2 separate regions of the Homo sapiens genome follow, and region 2 is linked to region 1. A link is a contact called in ENCODE Hi-C or POLR2A ChIA-PET data. All regions are on one chromosome and are shown on one strand. Each heading gives the region's core, a stretch centred on a gene start or an enhancer-like site at or near the end of the contact. The rest is flanking DNA. Distances are from core to core; before and after follow the strand shown.

Region 1 (4,671 bases), core at 2,164-4,663:
GCTCCCAGCCTGAATTCTGTCTATCTAGCTGTCTGCCATCTGAGTGTCCATCTACATTCTGCTGCCACCAGTCACCAAAGGCCCTTCCCAGTGAGGGGTGGAAGGGATCTCTGGGGTCTGGAATTTGGCCCCAAACCAGAGAATGTACCTTAAGGGGGAGGGCTAGTGTGGGGGAGGGAGGCTTCCCCAGCCTTAAGAGACCCTCTCAGCCCAGTGACTGTCCCCAAACCCAAGTCTCCTGGCAGGAACTAAAACCTCAGCCCCACTCTCTCACACCATGTGGAATCTCGTGGGGGTCGGGGATCCCCTTAAGAAGTGGTAATGGGGACAAGATGCGGCCCTGGTGCTGTAGGCTACATCCTGATACCTATAAGTTCACCCCCACCCCACAGCTGCTGGAGAGAAATCCCAAGAGGCAGCCCTTCCTCACCATCCCATTAAAGACCGGGCTGGTTAGCGTCCAGCTCAGGGAGAAGGGCGCTAGTGCCTAACCTCACTGGTCCCTCTCCCGGAGGCCCTTGTAGAGGGCCACGTCCATAAATTTTCTTATGGAACTCTCCCACATCCTCTTCCCCAACTTCATTTGCTTCTCTCAACAACCTCATCTGCATTTTCTATTTCTATATGATACAGACTCTATATTGCTATATCTCTGTATATACTTTCCCAGCCCTGTCTGTCTCCACCCCATCCCCTCTTGTCTCTGAGAACCATTCTCCCACCCCAAGTTCCACCTTCTATGTTTCTACTCCCTCCCTGGTCTCTGAATGCCTTCGCCTGTATAAAGAGTTGGACTCTCTCCCCTGGTGTCTGTACTGTGTACACACATCCCTCTGAGAAGCACAAGGAGACGACACGCGCATTGTAACCTTTGCACTGTCTCAGTGGCGACAAAGGAAGCTGTGAATCACAAGCTCTGCCTCTTTCTGGCCTCACCCTCTCCCCCAACCCGGGCACCCTCGGCCCTCCCTGCAGCCTTAACATTCTCTTCCCCTGCTCCTCCTATCCCATTGCCCTCTGCCCAGCTGACAGTGGCATCCCCAGGGAAGGGGTTGCTGTAGAGATAGCCCCCACCCAGGGGATGGAGGTCTACCCTGGACACTAAGCCAAGTGTGTCAGAGACAGAAGGGAGCTGGGGATTGGCGACTCCTGAAGTTGGGGCAGTGGGATGCTGACAGGCAGAAGCTGAGGTCCTCAGTCAGTGGCCTTTCCTCCTTCTGGGTGCCCAGCCCCCTTTCCTCACCTGATACCCAAGCCCACCACTTTTATTTTCTGGTGAGGTGGGTTTGGGAGGAAAGAGAGGCCTAGAGGAGGAGTTGAAAGCTCTGCTGTTGTCTCACCCTATCTTAATGAGAGACAAGTGAGGTGGAGGGCCTGCCCCCCCTCCCTCCACCAGACACTCCTTCCAGGCCTGAGCCCCAACCCCTCTTCAGGCCTTCCTTCCCTAGCTGTGTCTTGGTCTTCAATCCCAGAACAGGACCTGTGAGCAGCTGCATTGGCCTGGAGCTGGAGAGTAAGGCTGTAGGATCTTTGGAATCTCTTGGTTCCTAAGAGTTTCCTCAGAGATCATACCTCCCCAGAGGGAAGCAGGAATGAGGCCAAAAAGTGTGCATTGGATAGGGGAACAGCAGGCAGGGCTCTGGGTGACGCATGCCTCTGGTCTAATAAACTGGGTTTCAACCATCTCCTCTTCAGTGTTGTTCTCTTATTTGAAAAAGTATTTAGATATTCTCACTAAGTGCCTAAAGCTGAGCTTGGTTTGGGGCCAATTAGGGGATGAGTAAGGAGAAGGTTTGAGTAGGGACACTGTGGTCCCCCTGGGATGGGACAGGCTGACCATTATATCAGGAATAGTTTGAACCACTGGGCAGGGAAAGAGGGAGAAGTCAAAGGCAACAAAGTTCCAAAACAGAATCCCCAATACAAAGGATGCTTTAGAGAGAGAGAGCAGAGTCAAAATTCAAGATAAACTGGAACTTATCATAAAATCTGGAAGCAGGCTGGCACGGTGGCTCATGCCCGTAATCCCAACACTTTGGGAGGCTGAGACAGGTGGATCACTTGCGGCCAGGAGTTCGAGATCAGCCTATGCAACATAGTGAAACCCCCATCCCTATTTTTTTTTTCTTTTTTGAGATGGAGTCTCGCTCTGTCGCCCAGGCTGGAGTGCAGTGGCGCGATCTCGGCTCACTGCAAGCTCCGCCTCCCGGGTTCACACCATTCCCCTGCCTCAGCCTCCCGAGTAGCTGGGACTACAGGCGCCCGCCACCACGCCCGGCTAATTTTTTTGTGTTTTTAGTAGAGACGGGGTTTCACCGTGTTAGCCAGGATGGTCTCGATCTCCTGACCTCATGATCCACCCGCCTGGGCCTCCCAAGTGCTGGGATTACAGGCATGAGCCACCGTGCCCAGCCCCCCATCCCTATTTTTTAATATTTAAAAAAAAAAAAATCTGAGGCCAGGCACAATGGCTCACACCTGTAATCCCAGCATTTTGGGAGGCTGAGGAGCACAGATCGCTTGAGCTCAGGAGTTCGAGACCAACCTGGGCAACATGGCGAAACCCCATCCCTACCAAAAATACAAAACAGTCTGGCATGGTGGTGCATGCCTGTGGTCCCAGCTACTTGGTAGGCTGAGTTGGGAGGATCACTTGAGCCTGGGAGGCGGAGGTTGCAGTGAGCTGAGATGGTGCCACTGCACTCCAGCTTGGGCGAGAGAGAGACAGACCTCATCTAAAAAAAAATAAAAAATAAAAAATAATAATCCGGAAGCAGGTTAGGTCAGAGAGAAAGTTAGGATGAAGTTCCCACGTGAGGTACTTATTGAGGCACTTTATCTGTGGAATGAGTCCCGGGCTATGAGCAAGGGTATCTGGAATCTTGGCTTCGGCTTTATGGCTAACTTGCTGGTTGACCTTTGCCAAGTCATTCACCTGTGAGTTCAGCTTTCCCATTTGTAAAATGGAATAAACTGTGTTTCCCTCCTCAGCCCCTGATAGTTATAGCAGTAAGAAAACGAAACGAAAAGCAGTCAAAGCGTTTTGGAAAGTTAACGCCATGCGCCAAGATGAAGCTATTACTCCAAGCCCCTCTTCATCAGAGGGCTCGAGTTGGGGTTGAGACTGGGGCTGAGGCTGTGGTCCGTCCCCCTTTCCAGGTCCTTGTCTTCCTCCCGTCGGCCTGGGGGCGCCCGCTCACGCGGCCTCTCTATTGCAGAGCTCTTCTCTATGGTTTTCCCTCCCGGACCGTGAAGGCGGGAGGGCGTGGCCAGCACGCCTTTTCCGCTAGTCGCCCCGCTCTATCCCATAGTCTCGCTGCCCTGAGCCTCCCGTGCCGGCCGGCCGGCCGGGGGAACAGGCGGGCGCTCGGGGGGCGCTCGGGGGGCGGGGGGAGTTCCGGTTCCGGTTCTTTGTGCGGCTGCATCGGCGGCTCCGGGAAGATGGCGGCCCGGGCGGGTTTCCAGTCTGTGGCTCCAAGCGGCGGCGCCGGAGCCTCAGGAGGGGCGGGCGCGGCTGCTGCCTTGGGCCCGGGCGGAACTCCGGGGCCTCCTGTGCGAATGGGCCCGGCTCCGGGTCAAGGGCTGTACCGCTCCCCGATGCCCGGAGCGGCCTATCCGGTGAGTGGGGCAGGAGGAGGGGCGCGCGGGCCGGGGGCGGGGCCGAGCGGGGACATGGGAGTGACAGGGGTGGGGGGAGAAGTAGGAGGGACTCCCTTGGGAGGGGTTCGGGCTCTGGGTGGGGGTTGGGGGAGGCAGTGCGCAGAAAGAGAGGGGGAGGCAGTTACACACCTGCTCCTAGGGGCATTGTTTCCCTGGGGAGTCGGTAGAGAACCTGGGTGGGTGAAGTGGGTCCAGGGATACCTGTATGAGGGCCGGAGTGCAAAGGGGCTTGAGCAGCTCCAGTGATCAGAGGAACACAGAACGTGTAGCTGACAAATTGAGGTCAGCTTCTAAAGAGATAGTAGCTAGCAGAGTAAATGTGGAACTGGCGATGTCCGATGTGTCCCATCCAAAATAGACTGAGAATTTGAGTATAATCTGGCTCTCGCTTAGCTTTTGGACTCTGTTTTTCTATGGAGTCACTACTGGAGCAAAGGGTTCTCCTCTCATTGTCCTCCATTCCATCCCTAAACCTTACTTCATTCAAAGATCTCAGGCGTTCCCTGCTTTTCTTTCTTGATGGGGTTTAGCAGGTGAAACCATGACATCTCTGGGTCCTCTCCCCTCTGTAGAGACCAGGTATGTTGCCAGGCAGCCGAATGACACCTCAGGGACCTTCCATGGGACCCCCTGGCTATGGGGGGAACCCTTCAGTCCGACCTGGCCTGGCCCAGTCAGGGATGGATCAGTCCCGCAAGAGACCTGCCCCTCAGCAGATCCAGCAGGTCCAGCAGCAGGCGGTCCAAAATCGAAACCACAAGTAAGATGATCCTGGGGCAGAGGGAGGGAGGGAGGGAGCCTGGGAGGACACAGGTGGTGGGAGTACCTGAACCAAGAAGTGGTGGTGCTGTGTCAGCAGATGGTGCTACAGAACTCATCCTTGAGAATGCTTGGTGGTGGTGGTGGTGGTGGTAGTTCTTTGAGAGAAGCTTTGCAGTCCCTTCACATTACTATAAATGGACGTGCTGACAGCTTATTTTCACGTTCTGACTAGTTCTGTCCCAACCTGAT
Region 2 (4,654 bases), core at 1,038-3,537, 170 kb after region 1:
CTCAGGGAATGAGATGACTCTCACCCTGACCACACTTGTCTTCACAGAAGCATAATGTTATTTCTTAGCAATGTGATTAGTACCTATGAAACAGATAAACGTGAGAATCAATACATGATTTTTGATAGACTCTGGTACCAGGCTATTGAATAACTACTTCTTATGAGATGTAGGGAGATGTCCCTGCCTGAATGGTGTACATAATCTACTGTGCTTGCTGACATACACACAAATATTTATAGTACAAGACAGAATGTGGTTAGAGGCTATGCGTGGTGTAGGAATACAAGACCTGATTTTCTGGCTTTGTGAGAGGGAAAGGAAAAGATATCAGATGACTTGGGACTTAAAGAACGGGCAGAATTTCATCAAAGTGAAGGCAGGAGGAGGAAGGAGGAGAATAGCATTAGCACCTTTGGGGAGTGAGTTAAACTCTAGGTGCAAGAGAAGTTGAAGATAGACAAGACTTGGCCAGGTGTGGTGGCTCACGCCTATAATCCCAGCACTTTGGGAGGCTGAGGCAGGCGGATCACCTGAGGTCAGGAGTTTGAGACCAGCCTGCCCAAGATGGCCAAACCCCATCTCTACTAAAAATACAAAAAATTAGCTGGGCGTGGTGGCACGCGCCTGTAATCCCAGCTGCTCGGAAGGCTGAGGCAAGAGACTCTCTCGAACCTGGGAGGCGGAGGTTGCAGTGAGCCGAGATTGCACCACTGTACTCCAGCCTGGGTGACAAGAGCGAAACTGTCTCAAAAAAAAAAAAAAAAAAAAAAAGACATAATGGGGCCTGACTGGGAAGAAAACCATGCTAAGGAGTTTGGGCCATATTTCAATAGTGGGAAGAAGTAACCCATGAGTGATCAGAGATTAGGTCTAATCTTATGTGCTATTTACTTAGCACATGCATGGTTTTTATAACAAAAAAAGTTTCTGATCCTCAATATCCACACCTGTAAGATAAGATCTCTGTAGTGGATTAACCACAGTCTCTCTGGTGGAACACAGAAAGTTTCTGAAAAAGCATGTAACATGACTAACATCATATTTTAAAATATTATTCAGCAGTAGTGTGCAACTTGCTAAGAGGGAAAAAGACTGGAGTCTAAATTACTAGTCAAGAAGATCCTGAAACTAAGTGAGAGGTAATCAAGGTTTAAATTCGTAAATTAATTAGGGTAGGTGGAAATGGAAAAGTGGGAAGAGAGAAATTGACAGTTCTTAGAATAAAATGAACTTAGGGTAAAAGAGAATCAAAGCTGGCATCATCAAACCCGAATGATGGAAGGCTGTTGATTCCATTAACAGAGACAGTAAATATAGAAAGAAGAGGGAAAATGATGAGTGTTGATTTACACATGTTGAGACATACATGTCAGCAAGAGAAATCCAAATGATATACAATAGGAAACTACAAATTCAAAGCTAAAGTTAGAAATCCGACTCTTGGAAGATTTTAAGACACTAACTTTATGCTTTGCATATATCTCAATCCTCACAATCATTCTACAGGATTGGTTTTATTGTCTTATATTTATGGTAACGAAATTGAGATTCAGACATATTAACTTTACAAAGATCACTTAGCTATAAAGTAGCAGAGCTGGGATTCAAACGCATATTCTGTTTGATTCCAAAGTCCATTTTCTTTCAACTACAATTAATGAAGAATGATTAAAACCGCCACTTTTAGCCAATGTAGAAAACCAGCTAGAAAAATCCCTGAACCACCTAGCTGAAAACCCATACAAATTATTTTTCAGTAAGAGAATAGTGGTGAGTATCTTCCCAGAGTGGTGAATATCAGAGATAATCATTCCTGCTTTCAGGGAAACTTAAAAGTTATCCTGGGCTCACTTGGAATACCCTCCATTGTAGTAACTGGCTTTCATTGGCCTGCATTAAAGGTGTGGTATTGGGGCCAGCATGGTGGCTCACGCCTGTAATCCCAGCACTTTGGGAGGCTGAGGCAGGCGGATCACCTGAGGTCAGGAGTTCCGGACCCAGTCTGGCCAATGTAGCAAAATCCTGTCTTTACTAAACATACAAAAAATTAGCCAGGCATGGTGGCAGGCGCCTGTAATCCCAGCTACTTGGGAGGCTGAGGCAGGACAACTGCTTGAACCCGGGAAGCAGAGGTTGCAGTGAGTCGAGATCATGCCATTGCACTCCAGCCTGGGCGACAGAGCGAGACTCTGTCTCAAAAAAAAAAAAAAAAAAAAGAAAGGTATATTATCTCTCCCCACCCACACAGTCTCTCTCAGATATGAGTTCCATTTTCAGACTTTCAGACTCCAAAACCCATTCTCTTCAGTCATATGCATTCTACTACCACATGAACTGTGAAGGAAGAACTGCTGGATTGGAAGACAGTTGGCTGCAAGAGTTAAAGGAAACATATAACAAAAATAAACACAGATTTTTAGCTTCAGAGACTAGAAGGATCGTTGCATGACAAATAAATGGTATACATAGAAAGGGGAACAGTTTGCTGAGAAGGAAGATGCCTTCAGTTTCAGATACAAATGGCAGATTTTTTTCATTAAGAAAGTAGCTTGGAAATCAAGTAACCAAATCCCCTTTTTTACAGTGAGGAAACTGAGATGCATAAAGCTCCAATCATTTTCCAAAGTCACCAGCTGGTTAGTATTAGAGCTAGAGTTCTAACTCCCAGGATCAATGTTCTTTTATCAAACCAGGTAGCTTGAGATGGGCCACTAAATTGTCCTAGGGTAGGGTAAGCTGTAGCTTGGAGATAAAGATCTCTCGAACAAAGGTCCTTGAAAAGTTGAAGAGTGACTCACTGGGAAATCTGCCCCAGGTATCTGCTTCCTCAAGCTGTTGCTTACGGTGAGGCCGGTAACTGCTCCAAGAAACCTATTCTAATAAATTCATTTACAGACTCTCCTGACCAAGGAAACTGTCTCTCAGAAACCAGGCTTGGACAAAAACAGCCGGGCGCGGTGGCTTATGCCTGTAATCCCAGCACTCTGGGAGGCTTAGGTGAGTGGATCACTTAAGTTCAGGAGTTCGAGGCCAGCCTGGCCAACATGGTAAAACCCTGTCTCTACTAAAAATACAAAAATTAGCCAGGCGTGGTGGTGCATGCCTGTAATTCCAGCTACTCGGGAGGGTGAGGCAGAAGAAAAATTGTGTCACTGCACTCCAGCCTGGGCAACAGCACAAGACTCTGTCTCAAAACAAAACCAAAAAAAACAAAACAAAAAAAAACCACCAAACCAAACCAAAAAATAAATGAGCTGGCCCTGCAACCAGCCCTCCCCAAGCCACTAATAAAATCCTGTTCTTATATATCCGATCTCAGTGGCCTCCTCTCTTTTTTTTCTCCTGAGATGGTTACTTATTCAAGCTGTATGGCTTCCTGAACATAGCCTCAAAAAATTAGAACAAAGTAAAAACTACAAACTCACTTATGAAGAAAAAATGGGCCACATGTGGTGGCTCATGCCTGTAATCCCAGCACTTTGGGAGGCCGAGGCAGGCAGATCACATGAGCTCAGGAGTTTGAGACCAGCCTGGGCAACATGGTGAAACCCTGTCTCTACAAAGAAAAAATACAGAAAACTATCTGGCCATGGTGGTGTGTCTGTGGTCCCAGCTACTCAAGAGGCTGAGGTGGGTCACTTGAGCCTAGAGGTTAAGGTTGCAGTGAGCCGTGATCACACCACTGTACTCAACCTGGACTATAGAGCCAGACCCTGTCAAAAAAAAAAAAAGAAAAGAAAAGAAAAAAAAAAGTAAAGAAAAGAAAGAAAAGAAAGGAAAGAAAGAAAAGAAAAACATTATTTTTAAGAAATAGATTGTAGAGTTTTAGTTTTTCTACCAACCTCTCTTCCCAATTTGAATGTCATCAGGTAAAAGGGAGCAATTAAAAGAAAAAAAAAAACTAAAAAACTTCAAGTTGCAAAGGGAATTTTAAATAAAAGCAACATGAAATACATTGCTACATAATGTTTTTTCAGAAAATTACATTTCTAAATTTATATTTCTGTACAAAAATAGTGACTAAATTCACATTCTTGAACATTTTTTGGAAGTTAATAGTTATTTATTTTTTTTTTGAGATGGAGTCTCACTCTGTCGCCCAGGCTAGAGTGCAGTGGCGCAATCTCGGCTCACTGCAACCTCCGCCTCCCAGGTTCAAGCAATTGTCCTGCCTCAGCCTCCTGGGTAGCTGTGATTACAGGCATGTGCCACCACACTCGGCTAATTTTTTTTTTTGTATTTTTAGTAGAGATGGGGTTTCACCATGTTGGTCAGGCTGGTCTTGAACTCCTGACCTCATGATCCGCCCGCCTCGGCCTTCCAAAGTGCTGGGATTACAGGCGTGAGCCACCGTGCCTGGCTGGAAGTTAATAGTTCTTTAACCTTTTTTTTTTAAACTTTTTTTTTTAAACATGGACTGCTTCACAAATTTGTGTGTTAACTTCACACAGGGACCATGCTAATCTTCTCTGTATCATTTCAACTTTAGTATATGTATGACTGAAGTGAGCACTCACCTTTTATTCTGAAACAATTTCATACATAAGAGTTGCAAAAACAGTACAAGAGTTCCCATATACATTTCACCTAGCTTTATCTTATATTACCATAGTACAATTAGCAAAACTAAGAAATGAGCACTGGTACAATA

What was found. A loop is a pair of places that touch in the nucleus more often than their neighbours do. ChIA-PET counts read pairs that join two places held with the same protein, here RNA polymerase II (POLR2A). Pooled maps may share reads with other maps.
Region 2: a loop to region 1 is called in a map with no recorded cell type, with 4 times the contacts of the local background. The contact joins the enhancer-like site here to the promoter of SMARCD1 in region 1. A Hi-C loop is called at or near these places in 1 of 37 single-sample maps with no recorded cell type and 4 of 50 pooled maps. POLR2A ChIA-PET finds 5 or more read pairs at or near these places in 8 of 52 experiments (A673, AG04450, HEK293 and 5 more).

Annotation. Positions count from the first base shown.
Region 1 is chr12:50,081,929-50,086,599 of GRCh38, forward strand. It overlaps SMARCD1 (SWI/SNF related BAF chromatin remodeling complex subunit D1), which reads left to right and starts at 3,414. Exons shown (of 13, transcript NM_003076.5): 1 at 3,414-3,618; 2 at 4,233-4,420. The coding sequence starts at 3,442. It overlaps ASIC1 (acid sensing ion channel subunit 1), which reads left to right. Exons shown (of 12, transcript NM_001095.4): 12 at 1-1,683. RefSeq lists enhancers at 1,907-2,639, 2,997-3,256, 4,106-4,671 and a silencer at 3,327-3,766.
Region 2 is chr12:50,251,829-50,256,482 of GRCh38, forward strand. The region is part of intron 1 of LIMA1 (LIM domain and actin binding 1); the gene reads right to left. It also overlaps the pseudogene RNU6-1093P. Among named protein-coding and RNA genes, the nearest start is that of MIR1293, 20 kb to the left of the region's middle. Within about 2 kb of position 2,288, at least 13 of the 41 ENCODE cell types and tissues checked have a DNase peak (open chromatin) inside an H3K27ac peak, as active enhancers do.